2 separate regions of the Mus musculus genome follow, and region 1 is linked to region 2. The links are chromatin loops, found by intact Hi-C in ENCODE. Cell type or tissue: left cerebral cortex. All regions are shown on one strand.

The links. Hi-C counts contacts between places; a loop is a spot of excess contacts. Peaks named below come from ENCODE experiments on the same cell type or tissue, not always from the same donor. Only the 100,000 strongest peaks of a DNase experiment are listed, where the experiment ranks them.
Region 1: a loop joins it to region 2, with 2.6 times the contacts of the local background. A loop is called at or near these places in 2 of 42 quality-filtered maps.

What each region holds. Positions count from the first base shown.
Region 1 is chr14:21,631,888-21,639,887 of GRCm38, forward strand. It overlaps Kat6b (K(lysine) acetyltransferase 6B), which reads left to right. Exons shown (of 17, transcript NM_017479.3): 11 at 2,589-2,750; 12 at 5,660-5,753. Among named protein-coding and RNA genes, the nearest start is that of Dupd1, 79 kb to the right of the region's middle. In left cerebral cortex, a CTCF peak has its summit at 4,382; DNase peaks (open chromatin) are centred at 2,438, 4,376, 4,890, 5,620 and 1 more place; H3K27ac peaks cover 5,038 bases.
Region 2 is chr14:21,515,491-21,523,490 of GRCm38, forward strand. Kat6b (K(lysine) acetyltransferase 6B) reads left to right here. Exons shown (of 17, transcript NM_017479.3): 2 at 1,136-2,008. The coding sequence starts at 1,385. Among named protein-coding and RNA genes, the nearest start is that of Kat6b, 20 kb to the left of the region's middle. In left cerebral cortex, no CTCF peak of the experiment used is centred here; DNase peaks (open chromatin) are centred at 204, 3,984, 5,290, 7,019 and 2 more places; H3K4me3 peaks cover 243 bases; H3K27ac peaks cover 4,422 bases.

The DNA.
Region 1 (8,000 bases), 120 kb after region 2:
TTCTGTCCAGTTCTTGCCAGGGTGGATAAATCCTCTGGGCGAGATCCCAGCAGATGTTGGGACTCTTCCCCAGTCTCTGTGGACAGCTACCCTAGAGAACCTTGCCGTTCCCAGGAAGCCCTGTGTTCCTGGGTCTCATTGTAGGTTTCTTGAAGATATTTTGTGTTTTCAGAGCAGACGTAGTAGCAGAAAGTCTCTGCTTTATTTTCATTGTTTAGCCAGGCTTCTGCTGCCAGGCTCGGGGATCTAGCTTAGCTGATCAGCTGTATACTGAGGACTCCAGGCTCTCCTTTGGTGGTCCTGTCTGTTCAGAGGGTCACTGTCCGTTCTCGGCATTAATCCTCCTCACTGTAGCTGCACATTTCTGTGCTTTGCTGTATTGGCCTCTTTGTTACCATCCTGGTGTGTTGTTTACTCTTCAGGGTCTCAGATCAAGCCTTCCTCCTACGGCAGACATGATGTCTTCTTTTTCTGAAAACCAGTGTCCTTTCTCTTTCCAGTGCTCATGTTGCTGTGTATCATTCTGCTGCACAGCTGCCGTTTGCTCTGGCCTCCAGTGTCCCTCCATTATAATAAGGGAGGGTCATCAGTTTCCCATGTGTCTAAGAGGCTTCTCAGGCAGGGCTTTCCCTCTCTAGACTGGTCAGGTACCTACTGCTGTGGTGTTTTTTAAGCACCTTCCTGCTCTTTCTAGTGAGCTTGAAGGGCAAGTGGAATTCTTTGTGAGGCTGCGCTATTACTTCTTATTAAAGGCCAAGCACAGGCTGCTCAGCCTGAGTACTACTGGCATTTCAAGCTGAATAATATATTGCATAGGAACTGTAGTATACTTTTTAAGGTGTTTAGCAGCATCCTGCCGTCTACCTCCTGGCTGCTGCTGCTGGTGCCTCCTGTCCATTCGTGACAACCAAAAATGCCTCAGCAGCCACATATCTGAGCAGAAAGAGGGTGGGAGGTGAAGGATACCAAGTACAGGTTACCCCACTTGATGTACTGTCGGGCTGCCACTCAGGCAGCCCCAAGAAGGCAGGGGAGAGAGTTGGTCTCAGGGAGCCTTTGCGTTGTGCCAGCTTTACTGTTTGGTCCTTTCCTCGTGCCCTGGATGCTTTTCCTCCAACCGAAAGAAAATTGAAACGACTGTTCATCTTTTCCCAGACAGCAAAACACATTGTTTGCCTTAAGTAATTATTGAATAAATCATCATGAGTAAGGCTGTGTGTGGACGCTCTAATCTATCAGGAAGTCATCTGGGCAGGATAATCAGTCTTGTTAGACATGTGTTTGAAAGCACAGAGATGAAAGTCGCCCAGGAGTGTAGTTCATTCCTACACTGAGGGTGTGGAGGAAACCCTAAGGCCCTATTCTAGCATCTTGATTGAAGGTATCAGCTTTGGAAAGGAAACTTTCGGATCTTTTCTGTGATTTAGAAAGAAGTAAACCGTATCTGTGATTTTGGTTTTGTGAGTCTCTTCTGTACCTGTCTCTTTTCCTAGACTTCTGATTGATCGGAGATTGTTTCAGTGTTTTCATTTCTGTTTCTGATGCACAGATGTACATCGCCATTAGTTCTTGTGTACGGCACTGTTTCCAAAAGGACCATACTCCCAAATACATCAAAACGTCCTTTAATTAAAGAGAGAATTGTATCCTCAGTGCCAGTTGCCTGTATTTGATTATGTTGCTATGTGTGGGACTAAGGTTCTGTCCAAGGGAAATAGTTATATGAAATCTAAAAATAATTTGTGCAGTATAAGAACCAGTATGGTCCACAGGAGACCTGGGAATGGTCAAGTTCATTGTCAAAGAGCTCGGGTTAGCAAAACCTGACTCCCCTAAGAAGAGTGTGGGGTCTGTTTGGCTCTCTGTTTCAGCAAGTCACTACATTTGATCAAAGACATTGGTTTCTGTGCCTTAGCTCCTGTGGAGGCCTCGGTGTCCCAGCTTGAGTCTTTTATTTTGAAGAGAAGTAGACTATAATCATTACACTTACTGTAGGTTTAAATTCACCTGACTCTCTCTGTAATTATTCCCAACACAGAGATTGTATATTCTCCAGTTATATTAAAATGATACTTGGGATAAAACTAAAATGGATGCCTCTGCTGTTTAATCCACACTTTTGAAGAATCAGAATAACTCAGGCGGTTCATTTATATTATTTTTATTTGAAGTCCTTTTGAAAATAACAAAAGTTTGGCATGCATGATGAAATTTTTATTTGTTTTTTTAATTTTCAGATTTACTTGGCTCCAATTTAAAAGTAAGAGGGCATGCCTGATAAATTTTAACTCATAATAAATTGCAAGTGAAAGTGACTTTGCTAACGTTGCTGTTTCTTGAACGAGCTTAAGGAGGAGACGTTAGCTGTCTTGAATTTACCTTAACAAGAGGAAAGATGGGATTCTGGCTCTGCAAGTAACAGCTGTTCCCTGGTTAACACTGTCTTTGTTTAATGGAGTATTTTAATCTTAGAGTGTAGGATTTAGAAATAAAATTATATACTTTTTAAAATGATATACAGAAGAAGCAAGTTTATATTCTGATGATACTTTTATGTTAAATAATGTTGTCTGTTTCTCTTTTTCTAGGTTGATGGGAATATGAGTAAAATTTATTGCCAAAACCTTTGCTTGTTAGCCAAGCTCTTCCTGGACCACAAAACATTGTATTATGATGTTGAGCCATTCCTTTTTTATGTCCTTACAAAAAATGATGAAAAAGGCTGTCATCTGGTTGGATACTTCTCCAAGGTAAACCACGAGCCAGCATGGCCTTCTCTCGCTTGCTTGCAAATGTTTTTAGTGGAGCTCAGGTCTTTGAACAGGGTTTTTTTGTTTTGTTTTCTCTTGTTTTTGTATTTTTATGACAATAATTTGAGTAAGTGGCTCATGTTTCTGAAAACCTCAGCTTTTTGTTTAAAGCTCATTTGAAAGGACACAAACAAGAAACAAAACAAATAACAACAAAAGGTGCCTAGGAAGTGTGTAAAGGACCCCAGAACCCTGTGCTGTGCTGACAGTGACCATGCGACATTTCATTACCACCTTGTAGACTGCCTCGCAGCTTTGATTTCCAAATGTTGAGCTTCTTTCTTCTTTTAAGTGGTGTGCACATGAAGCTTTCTGTGATGGAGCACTTAAGACCTCAGCCTCTCTGGCTCATTTCCTACCTCGTGGTCAGCAGTATCCAGTGTTAGAGCATTGGTGTGGGCTGCTGAGATGGCTCCTGAGAAACGTCCAGGACCTGCTTGGTAGGAGAGAACTGACTCCCAGAAGTTGTCCGCATGCACCCTACCCTGCCCTGCCTCCCACCCCACACACACCAAGGAATACATGTAATTAAAACAAAAACAAAAACACCACTGGCAATTGATGGCCTAGTTGATAGGTGGCTGGTTTTCCACCGCTGCCTCTCATGATCTGTGCTGTGGTTTTTAAGTTCTAAGGGAGTCTTGCCTGTAGGAAACCTACCTGTCTCTAGCAGTCAACATGGGGAAGAACTTGCATACTAAGGCACAGTGGCTCGTCTTTTCACTGGTTCAGAGCTCTTCTCCAGAAGAAACTGCTCAGAAACTGCTGTTGCTAAGTCATGCACCTTGAAAGAGAGCTGGTTTGGAATGTGTTTGCCAGGTGTTGAACTTTCCCTGGGTATGCACCCAAGAATGGTTACAGAAACAGAGATGGTAATTATCCAGACGCTCAGCAGATGAGTGACTTTATTGGATCTGCTTTTCTTTAATGTTCATGATGAAACACTCCATAGAAGTGCTGTTTTCACAGGAAATAAGAAGCTAGACTATCTTCCCGGTGTGTTGGCATATGCTGCTAATATAAATACTCAGAGGGCTAAGACAAGGGATCACCAGTTTGTGGTCAGCCAAGACGGCATGGCAAGACTGTCCATGTCCCTCAGTGTTCTCTCCCTCCAGACACATGAACCATCCAGAGGTCCTCCTGTCTCATCCCTGTGTGCAGCTATTTTGACTGACTCTCTTTCCTTCTTTCTTTCTTTCTTTCTTTCTTTCTCTCTCTCTCTCTCTCTCTCTCTCTCTCTCTCTCTCCCTCTCTCTCTCTCTTTCTTTCTTTCTTTCTTCATTGTTTATTTGTTTTTGTTTTTTGAACAGAATCACACTATTTAGCTCTGGCTATGCTAGAATTCAGAGATCTGCCTGTCTTCTGCCTCCTGAACATCCACTCCCCACCCACTCCAGACAGTGTTTCTCTGTGCAACAGCCCTGGCTTTACTGGAACTCTCTCTGTAGACCAGGCTGTCCTGGAACTTACCAAGAAATACCTGCCTCTGCCTCTGCGTCCCGAGTGCTGGGATTAGAAGGTACACCACCAAGTCTGGCAGCCCTTCTGTTCAATGTGGATTTAAGCCTCGTGCTCCTGGAGGCTCACACCGGCACAGCAGGCTTTTTACTTACTTACTGGGCTAGGTCCATCTATTAAGAAAAGGAAGTGGATTGCTGTTGGATTATATTTCAGTGAACTCTCATGGCTGAGAACAGTTCTGGACAGAGAAAGGGCTGGCATCAAGGATATAAATCCTCTTTGCCCAGAGTACATCTCTTTTTAGATAGAGTGACCCATTTATCTTACTTTGCACAGTAAAATTAATTATTTGAGCCTTTACTATTGGCATGCACATCCAGGGATGGGCAATTTATCTCCTAGAGTCTCGTTGTTACTTCTCAAGGCTTAGAGATGCCACAGACAGCTACAAGTACACAAAAGTGGGGCTCATCTTCTTTCATTTTTGCCCTTTAGACTTTTTTCCACAGTTGTTTCCTGTGGTCTTTGAAACTGGTTCGTTAAAGATCTGAGTGTTCTGAAGTGATCTTGTGATGTGGTTCTATTTGTGAGCAGCCTCATTTGTGGTTTATATTTGGCCACAGCACTCACGGCCTCAGAAGCCTTTTCCAGATCTTCTCTGTGTAGGTTTTGGTGGTGTCTGTGTACTGTGAATTCGATATTGCGATTGTGAACCCTTAGTTCTTAGAGCTGTCCAGAGCTCTACTCAGACCCCCTCCTGGCTTTAGCCTGTTGATAGGATTTCCGTCTCACTGTTGTTCAGAGGCTTTGGGGTTTCTTGGTGTCTTTGTTGTTGTTTGATTTTCCTGGTTTGAGGTGCCGACTTTAATTATTTCTACTTGGCCTTCTGACTCACAGGAGACACATTTGTTTGTGTGTCCACTCACGTGTCTGCCATTCCAGTGCCACTGGGGGATTTACTCAGAGGCAGAGGCCAGCTTGCCATTGTCGAGTTGTAGATTATCACGCAGTAGGGCTGCCCGCCAAAGCCCAGTTTACTCCACTGGGTGGACTAGGTGGTGTTTTCTCCGTTTCTGCAGTTGTGTGAGCAAGGAGAGCGTCGTTCCCTCCTGTGGCGGTTCTTTCACCCTGCACACATTTCCTAGATTCCCTATACGGATTTTATGCTCCTAACTTTGTAGAATGCAGATACATCTGAGAAGCATAGCCAGAGAGGGTGCTTTGTTGTTACTTACTTGATCAGCATGGTAGGATTACTCTGATTGGTCCTGACCCAAGCCACTGTTTGACCTTAGCGGATAGCTTTACAAGGACGGTGGCAGGTACTGGGACTTGCCCACTGCAGCAGAGCTCTGACATACTTACTATGCTTCTTTTTCCCATAGGAAAAGCTCTGCCAGCAGAAGTATAATGTGTCCTGCATAATGATCATGCCCCAGCACCAAAGGCAAGGATTTGGACGCTTTCTCATTGATTTCAGTAAGTGAAATACATTACTTCCTTCCAGAGTAGCTGCCGGCTGTTTCAGGAAACTGTACCGCATAAAGCTTTATTTAACCTGCTGTGCTGTTTTCTTTTTGTAATCGTACATAGTGGGTCTTCTGTTTATAACCACCTGAGTTAGAAGATCTTCCTCACGTGACAGTTTCCCTGACACCCACTTACACTCAGGGAAAATGAGACTAGATCTCACCACAGTGCCCTTGCCTCAGAAAGCCATTACCTGCAATGAGCTGGTAGAGTTCTGTGGCACTGTGCTCACTATACCATTAGGTAATTATTGGGAATAAGCACAAGCGATTGTTAGTTACAAGGAGTTTTCGCTTTCTCAGATTTTGCCCAGTAGTCTTTGTGGAGCAGAGGAGAGCAGGGGTAAAGAGAGCCTGTTCACCTGAGGAGGCTCTAGTTACTTCCCTCTCACTGTTGCAGAAGCTGTTGGTAACGAGGTTTCTCAGGAGCTGCTGGCTTCATATGCACTTGTAGCCCTGAGCCTCTCTGGTTAAAGCTGGATGCTTGCAACAGTGCAGCGGCTGGATGCTTGCAACAATGCAGCGGCTGGATGCTTGCAACAATGCAGCGGCTGGATGCTTGCAACAATGCAGCGGCTGTGCTTCTTTCTTAGCCGCTGTCTCTCTTCTTGCTTATTTCATACTAAGGCTCAAGCTGCATTTAGAGAGATAGTAGCCTGTGAGCCCCTTACCCTGTGATGATAGGACTCTCTAGCTATATGACAGTCTGTCACTTAGTGCACGTGAATTCGTAGGTTGTTAGCTGGATAAAGGAAATTTGAATATATGTGCAGGAAATGCAAGGCCTTGCATGTAGGTATGCTGTGAGGGTCCATAAGGAAGTATGTTGACTCTATAAGTCTCTATCATTAGATTCTGAAATGTTGAAGTCTGCAGATAAATTTTAGACTGATTTTGTATAATTTCCTGACCAAAAAAATATAAAATTAAAAAGGATTTTGGGTTGATTATTTTTATACCTTCAGATAGTATTTCCAATTATTAATTTGTTTTCCTAGTCTTACTGTTTTGGCCTAGTTATCCAGGAGACTAATTGTCCAAGGAGGGCTATATACTAGCTCACTGTCGTTCCTTTCCACATCCTCGCTGTAATCAGACTCTTTTTCTTCTTTAGTTTTCCATGTTTTAAATCACTGTTCCCTGAGCCTTCCATACTTGTACCTAATGCACTGATTGCTCCTCTCCTGCCCTCCCTCTTCCCTCCCTCATCCCTCACCCCCTTGTTTGCTACTTAATCTCTTTCTTGTATTCATGTCTTTTTATCTATGTCCCTCTGGGTTTGACCAAGTCCATGTATGTGGCTTTAGTTCCTGGTGGTGTAGGAGTGGGTACACATGTGAAGACCATCATTACATGAGGTTTTTTTTAAGGGGGGGGGGTTCTTCTTGTTTATATTGGATAAGTAAATGTACAGTTACATTCGAGTTAAATCCCTGCTACAGCTATTTGGAAAGGCAGAATTAGCTGACTCTTTATGGAATATTTTACAGTCATCATGTATGAGGCGCTCATCTATAACTACACTTTCTGGGATACATCACAACCATGCAGGTCTAAGCTTGCTGACAGTGTTCTCGTGTCTCTAGACTAAAAGGACGTTCCAGGAGACAGCTCCAGGCTACCTTTTAAGCTTTTTGACTCAACAGTTTGCTTCTCTGAGTTCTTTTTCTGTGCATGGCCTTTCCTGACATGGCCCCTTCCTCTTGCCTGTTCAAAACCATGCTCATTTGGTAACAACTCAAGAACCTCTTATCTCTAATGCTGTCTTTGTAAGTTCTATCTTATACCGTCCCAGCTATGTTCTATACGAGCATGCTTAGACCGTGTTTGTCCTTTTGTGCTAAACATCAGTATATCGTGCTTCTGAGTTACCGTGATCTCCTTGGAAACTTTTTTGGATCAGCATAGTTCCTATAACAATTTGTATTAGATGTCGTTTTGCTGATATGAAGTGATAATGAAGCTATCTAAAGTGATGCCTAGATTATAAAGGAACTGGTACCACCAGGTAAAAAAGTCAAGCTCTAAATACAGTGATATAATTACAGGGGACATACATGAATGTACATGTATGGATAACCCAGGGTTCCCTTTAAGTGCTAAAACTATTTTAAAACTTCAGACATGAAAAAACAAGGTGGACTTGAACTTTTCTTTCCTTTGAGACCAGGTCTCATTTTATACTTCTGGCTGACTT
Region 2 (8,000 bases):
CTGAGACTGGCCTCAAACTCTCAGTCTTCCTGCAACCTCTTAAATGCTAAGATCCCATGCTTATGCTATTATATTACACCTAGCAAAATGGTGCTATGTATGAACACGCTGTCATCTGGATAGAGTGGGCTGAGATGGAGACATTACTGGAGAGCAGTAGGTCTGGCCCAGTTCCTGGGCCGGTATTGTATCAGTACCAGATTGGAGAGCAGAAGTCTGAGCGCACTGCTGCCCTGGCCAGCTGGAGTCAGGTTTGTAGGGATTGTCTTTCTGTTGAGCTGTGGGATGAGCTGGAACAGGTGTTAAGATAAGTAGAATACTGCGTTATTAAAAGGTGAAGGGGTATTTACTTGTATTCATTTCAGTTTGCCAGCCTGTGCCATACACAGATGCTACGCAGAGCAGAGCACCAGAGTGCCCTGATCCCATACAGATGGCGAGGTTGGAAATTTCCCTCTGTGACCTAGCTCAGCTCAGCTTTACTGTGTCTTGTCTTAAGTTCTTTTTGTTTGGATACAGTTTCACTGTGTAGCTCTCCACTGGCTTTAGACTCCCTTGTAGACCACGGTCTTCTTCAAACAAAGATGTTCCTGTCTCAGCCTTCTGGGTGCTGGAATTAAAGGCGTGCACTATTGTTCCTTTTTTATATTTATTTTATATCTCTGGTAGACATGTACCTTAGACTGCTTTCACATGATTATAATTTTGATAACAGGACTCAGATTTTCCATGTTTTAACTTGTTTTGTACTTTGAGAGGTTTGGGGCAGCATATCCCACAGTGTGTGCATAGAGGGCAGACGAGTTTGGGGGGAGAGGTCTTTCCTTTCACTGTGTGGGTTCTAGGGGTTGAACTCAGGTGGAGCAGGTGCCTTTACCACTGAGTCATCTCAAGCCTGTTTGACAGATGTGGTCTCTTAAGTTATTATGTGTAAATAAAATCCTAAAAACAAAGTCGTGCACAGAGTGCACCTAGTGCCTGGTTGCACAGAGTTGTCCTGTGGCTGGATTGCACAGTACCTGCCTTTCAGTGTGTTAGTTTTGTACCTGATAAAGAATAATGCTGAGAAATCTTTATTTTTACAAGTTTCATTATTAAGAGTCTTTTCTCTCTCTCTCTCTTTTTATCCTTTAAGGTCTTGGTTTCCTAAAGATGTCTTTCACTTGAAGAGTGCAGTCCTTCCCATTGGTGAACTAAGACAACTCTCCACGTTGCCTGGCAGTCAGTCCTCTCTTTAAGGATGGTTGTCCCTATGCTGTTGCTTCACATGGGCTGGGATCCTCTGCCCTTGTGTTGAATTGTGACTTTGGAATGTGCAGGTTGTGTTAAGTACAAGGCGAATCTCTATGGGTAACGTCTGTGTTGGAGAAGCCATTTGTCAACCATGGTAAAACTTGCAAACCCACTTTACACAGAGTGGATTCTTGAAGCAGTGCAGAAAATCAAGAAGCAGAAGCAGCGGCCCTCAGAAGAGAGGATCTGCCATGCGGTCAGCACGTCCCATGGGTTGGACAAGAAAACAGTCTCGGAACAGCTGGAACTTAGTGTTCAGGATGGCTCCGTTCTCAAAGTCACCAACAAAGGCCTTGCTTCATATAAGGACCCAGACAATCCTGGGCGTTTTTCATCGGTTAAACCGGGCACTTTCCCCAAGCCAACCAAGGGGTCCAAAGGACCGCCGTGTAATGATCTACGCAATGTGGATTGGAATAAACTTTTAAAGAGAGCAATCGAAGGCCTTGAGGAGCCAAACGGCTCCTCCTTGAAGAACATTGAGAAGTATCTGAGAAGCCAGAGTGATCTTACAGGCACCACCAACCATCCAGCCTTTCAGCAGAGGTTGCGGCTAGGGGCCAAGCGTGCTGTGAACAATGGGAGGTTACTGAAGGAAGGACCACAGTACAGGGTCAATAGTGGGAGCTCAGATGGCAAAGGGGCGCCCCAGTACCCCAGTGCTTTTCCGTCCTCACTCCCGCCCGTCAGCCTTCTACCCCATGAGAAAGACCAGGTGAGTGAGCCCGGCGGTATCGACGCCCTGGAGATATTACTGTTTTACCTTTCGCTTCCACTTAGGCGTGCTCAGCCTGTGGGTCCCAACCCTTTCGGCAAACATCTATCTCCCCAAATAGTTACATTACAATTCATAACAGTAGCAAAATTATAGTATATAAAGAATAATTTTATAGTTGGCTGTATTAAACGGTCCCAGCATTAGGAGGCTGAGAACTACCGATGTGGACGGAAGATCTGAATGGAGTTTGAAAAGATCAGTTGTTTGTGCCTTGAAGCTGGTTTTTATAATTTATATTAGGATGTTTCATAGCATGATTGTTTAAACATCATTTTATGACACATTGAGGGTTTCTTCAGTGGCTAATAGTTAACATAATACTCACCTGACTTGCTTTATGTTGTAACTACCAGGTAAACTTGAATCTACCTTCTTCAAGCCCAAGAAAGGAAAGTGTGGGAGTTTTTCTTCCCTTAATTGTAGAGAGAAAAACCTCCATACTTATTTTAATACTGAGAATCTTTGCATAATGTGTGACCTAAATCCCTTCTGTTTAAAGCCATTTATTGTCAGTGGTCAGTGTGTGTTTGGTGTATTTGTCTATTTTTGTGTTTGTGTGCACACATACCTGCGAGCCCTAGTGCACATGAGGAGGTCTGGGGACAGTTGCAGGTGTTCTTTCCTTCCACTCGGTAGGTCCTGGAGATCAAACTCAGGTTGATAGGCAGCAACTTTACCACTGAGCTGTGTTGATTGATGGCCCAAGGCTTTATGTTAGTTTTATAGCATTGTAAGTGTGTGACAGAGTTTTGTTTCTGCTGAGATTTTTAAGTCTTCAGTTGGGTGTGATTTTCTTTGTTTTATTTTAAACTTACTGAATTAATTTCCCAAAGTCATGCTGAAGTAGAACAGCAGATTGCAAGTCAGGTCCTCCAGGTTTTGTATTCCTTTCCCAACTTTTGGTCAAGTGCACTCATCGATAGGATGACATTGAGCATCGTGAATAGGAAGCGACTGTGCCTGTAAGCTGCTTGCTGAGAAGTATTGAAAGCCAGGTGTCAGGCTCTGTGGGAAGGGTGTCTGCCTGTTCCCATGACGAGGCCTTCATTTTGTCTCAGCTCCTATGAGACCCAAGTATTAGCAAAACTGGTTTGCTTCTGTTCTTCTGGTACAAAGAACTCATGAAATGGGCCGTTTCCCTTTTTTGCTTACCTAGTAGGGGCCTACCTCTGAACTAAGGAAGACCCTTCACACAGGTATCTGAAGTCTAGAATGGATTTCTTAGCTGTGTTCATACCTTCTTGGTCTCCCACAACATTTATTTATTCATTGATTGTGGATGTATCAAAAATGAAGTAAACTATGAAATTTTCTTCATAACTGTCCTTTAAAAAACGACAGGCTCTTAGCTCTTGCCTCTCTCTTACTCTTGCCCCCCCCCCTTGCTCCCCATTCCCCTCCCCCTCTCTCCTTCTCTCTGCCTTTCTCTGCCTCTGCTACCCTCTTAACTCCCGTCCCCATGCCCTAGATAAACTATTCTATACTTTTAAAAAATTACAGAAAATGACTTATTTGAATTCCTGAACACAGCCATTTAGATACCTGTTTCTCCTTGAATCTTTTTTTTAAAATTAAAAACAGTTTAAATCTTTACTGAATTCTTTAGAGATACCTGGCTGTTCTGGAGCTCTGAATTTAGCCCAGGCTGGCCTCAAACACAGACTCTCCTGCTTTTGCTTCTGAGTGCTGAGGTGGAATTCTTTAAGGGAATCCAGAGCCATTCCTTCATAAGCTTGATTATCTTTATTTTTTATCCTCGGCCATGGCAAAGTTGCATAATTATCAGGGACATGGTCTCCATTCAGGCACTGTGGCCAGTTTTGTGTCTTTATGAATAATTGTAGACTCTGGAGGGAGGCATTTTCTGGGTCTGGAGCGGGCAGGACAGGTTCTCCAAAGCTCCCCTCCTTCTCTGCAACCTTGCTCATCATTTCTTGCTAGCCTTATCTTTTCTCTTCAGGCAGCATCTGTACAGAACTATTTTTAGTCTAAAGGCAAAATTCATGTTTGAAAGAGTCTAGGAGAGAGAACTGAGACATTTATTGCTTAGCATGCAATTGCAGTTGCTTTTTCTAGGATGTAGATCTTTTAGCTGTCCAGTTAGCATCGTTATTTAACAAGGAAAATTGAGAAAACATGCTCCAGAATATTTAGTTGATAAAATTTGGGGATTAATTGTATCAAGTAATCATAATAAGATTTTGATGGTATTTTATTAGTGAGCAATCTAGCCTCAACCTAATATTAATATGCATGCACACATACATACAAACATGTTATTTTTTAGATAAAATCTCATTATGTGTGTAGCGCAGACTGTCTTGGAACTCTGTAGTTAGCAGAGAGCCCCCTCCCCCTTTTTGAGACAGGATCTCACTCTACAGTAGTGATGGCTGGCCCTGAATGCTTTATGCAGATCATGCTGGCCTCAACTTACAGAAATCTTCCTGCTTCTGCCTCCTGAGTGCTGGCATTAAAGGTGTGCACCACCATCCCTGGCTTTCTTTTTAAATGTTGGATGTCTTCCTCTATTGCTCTCCACTGTAATTTTTGAGATAGGATTTGTCACTGGCTATATGGGCTGCCAAGTAATATACCCACCTTCTCAGAGATAGGATTCCAGACGGGCACCCACTGTAGCCAGCCTTGTTTTCTTGAGTGCTGGGGATCTGAACTCAGATTCTCGTGCTTGTGAGGTGAGTACTATACCCACTGCACCATCGCTCCATCCCCGATTTCATTTAAAAAAAAAAAAATATTGGGACAAGGTTTCACTTAGTTTCCCAGGCTGGCTTTGAATTTTGGTCCTTTTACCTTAGCCTCAATAGAGCTGGAATTTCAGGTATGTCTGCGTGCTTGGCAGAATTTAGGATGTGAATGGAGACTGTTCCAGGATGGTGCAGTCTTAACTATAGTTTGATAAAATAGTCTTTTAAAGAAGCTGTTATTGTGATTACCTTTGAGAAGTTGAATGTCATTGTAAAAGAGAAAATAAAAATAGCAGCTAATGTATTGTAAGCGTAAATGCTGGTGTCTTCCAAGTAGTTCGCACTTAGCTCCTGACTCATAGTTACTGGAAGAGAGGTAGATCGGTGCCCTACTTTTTGCAGATGGAAAAACTGCAGAGCAAAGCGGACGCTTTTTGTTCAAGGTCAGTAGAACTGGTGAACAGTCAGGCTGAGAGTCCACCCAGATAGTCCTGAGTCCAGGGCTCATTTGTTCTGGGCGGTATCTTAGTCAGCCCCGGGGCTATTCATGAATGGTGGAGGTCTCTCTTGCAGTTCTTCAGTAGGTCAGAAACAGTTTTCCTCCAGCAAATAGACTGCCAGCATTTGAAATCTGGTAGTTGGGATGGGCTTCTTACTTTTTTTTTTTTTCCCCAAGCAAGTGCGGTTTATAATATCATCAAACTGGAAATGCAGCAGGGAAGTCTGTGCCTCATTAGATTTAACAGCATCCTCACTCCTGTGCAGGAGGGGCACAGTGGAAGCTAACATAGGAGGCCTCGGCTTCCTGGCATGTACGTCAGCTCTTCTGAGACTCTGGAATTCTAATCAGGGATCACTATTCTCCCTTCTTAGCATGAAAGTCTTGATATTTATTTAAGAAACCTTTCTCTGCTGAGATGATAGGAAAATGAATTAAACCACTGAAGATAAAACTTTATCTTTGACTGGGCACGGGAACTCCTAAAGGATAGTATTAATGTTTCTCATTAAAAGTGGTAAAGCTCAATTAGGTCAGATTATGAGGACTTTGGAAAGTCAAATATTCTGAGAGACTTCAGTTATCACACTTTGTAGCAGTAAGATTCCATTTGCACATCTGGGCTTTAGCATTTTTATAAAGTCAGTTTAGTTCAATTTTAAGCAGATTCCTTAGTATTTCACTTTGTTGAGAGTATCATCCTAAAATTTATTGAAGGTCAAATCTTTGTGTATTTCCAGTGCACTGTAAAGTAGGGGAACTCCAGATATATTATGTAGCCCAGGCTGGCCTAATTCTTCTGCCTCAGCCTCCCAAGTGCTAAGATCATGTGACACTGTCATGCCCCCCCCCCCCCCCCCCCCGAAATGTGTTTGGGCACTGTGGGCAGGGCGGTGTGACCTTGTGAAGGATTCCTGTGCAGAGAGACAGTCCCACCGGGCATGGTGGCCACGCCTTTAATCCCAGCACTGGGAAGGCAGAGGCAGGTGGATTTCTGAATTTGAGGCCAGCCTGGTCTACAGAGTGAGTTCCAGGACAGCCAGGGCTACACAGAGAAAACTTGTCTCAAAAAAAGAAAGAAAGAAAGAAAGAAAGAAAGAAAGAAAGAAAGAAAGAAAGAAAGAAAGAGAAAAGAAAAGAGACACAGTCCCATCCTATGTCAGATTCAGTCACCAGACCACAGATTTTACATTTTACATTGTTTTTGCTGCTTTCTTTTCTCTAACCCCTTATCCCTCATCTTGCCTCTGGGAATTTTTTAGTTGGTACTTTGTGAAGGGTCTCAATTAGAGTCCCAGTCAGTGTCTTTTTATGTTGACTTCAGTTCATGTGCTTTGTATCAAAGACTCGTTGTTCTCAAAGAATATTTAGCTATATGTATCCAACTGGAAGTTGAATATACAGCCTTAAATATTATGAAATATGCTTTTCAAAATTCTCTGAATTTTGGCATTGACATGGATAAAAAGTCGGTTTTAGAATGGTGAAACCTATTACAGTGTAAAAGATCAGGTGGATCAATGCTCACAGTTCCAAGGTCAGGGAAGCAAGCTTGTGGATCCTGTTGTTCCTGTAATTAAGCTCGAGAAGTTCTTTAGAAGGGTGCAGTGCGCCAGGGCAGCCTTTGCCGTTGGGCAGTACCGGTCCAGTCACCGCGGAGCTCTTGGACTTCTCCAGCTAGGCAGCCAGGTCAAGCGGAAGATGAAGTGAGTGACTGGGTCTTTCTATTGCACTTGAAGCATGGCAGCTTGTTCTACTTTTGAACTGTTATCAAGATAGAACTTGTCTAGGCTTCTTGAAGTAGCTTCTGGAGAGCAACAGCGTCGTGTCGGAAGGTTTGATTGTAGAGGGCGTGGTGGACATTCCTGTAACTCTTTAGATCTTAGGTGTGCTTGATGTTTTTGATGCCTTTCCCACAACACTAATCCTGTCCTGAGGAGCACCAACTTTGAGGAATTGATACTTGTACTCTCTGTACCTACATGACTTTATAACTGCGCGCGTGTGTGTTGCTGGGAATAGAATAGAAGACCTTATGCTCATTAGGCAAAAACTCCTACGGAGCCTTGTTCCTACGCTGTGATACTTTTAGTACCAAGAAAGTCAGTATTTTTAGCTTTGAGGTTATTTTAACAGTTATGTGTTGTTTGCTGATTTATTCTGATTTTATCTTGAATGGCAAAGATTTTATTTTTATTTTTTTCCTCCAGACTTCAGCAGATGATACACTTTAAATGTTCTCAAAATGGAAGTCTGAGTTGTTGTGTTTTTTTTTTAAATCTATTTTATCTTTGTATGTTATCACTAACACATGGGAGATATAATTGTTTTTATCATTGAGATGACAATTTTGCTTGTAAAAATCCATGATTTTGTTGTGTTTCTATGCTTCATTTTTTAAGTCTTGAACATTAAACTAGAGTAGATTTGGTAAAATTGTTTTCCAGTCACACCAAGATTTAAAATAGGAATCTGAAATCTTCTCGGGCCTTTCATCTCTCCTATCCATTAATATTTCACATAAACAGCAATTAGCTTACCAGATAAGAGTTAGCAAATGAGCCAGCCATGTAATCTGCTGATGGCACTCTGTCTGCAAGACCGGGAGGAAAGTGCGTGCGTGTTTGCATGTGGGTGCTCTTGCTGCTTCCAGGCAGTGGCAGGAAGTTGGTCCATGTGCCTCAGAGGAAGGGGTGGCCTTGCCGTGCACTGATGCTTCTGC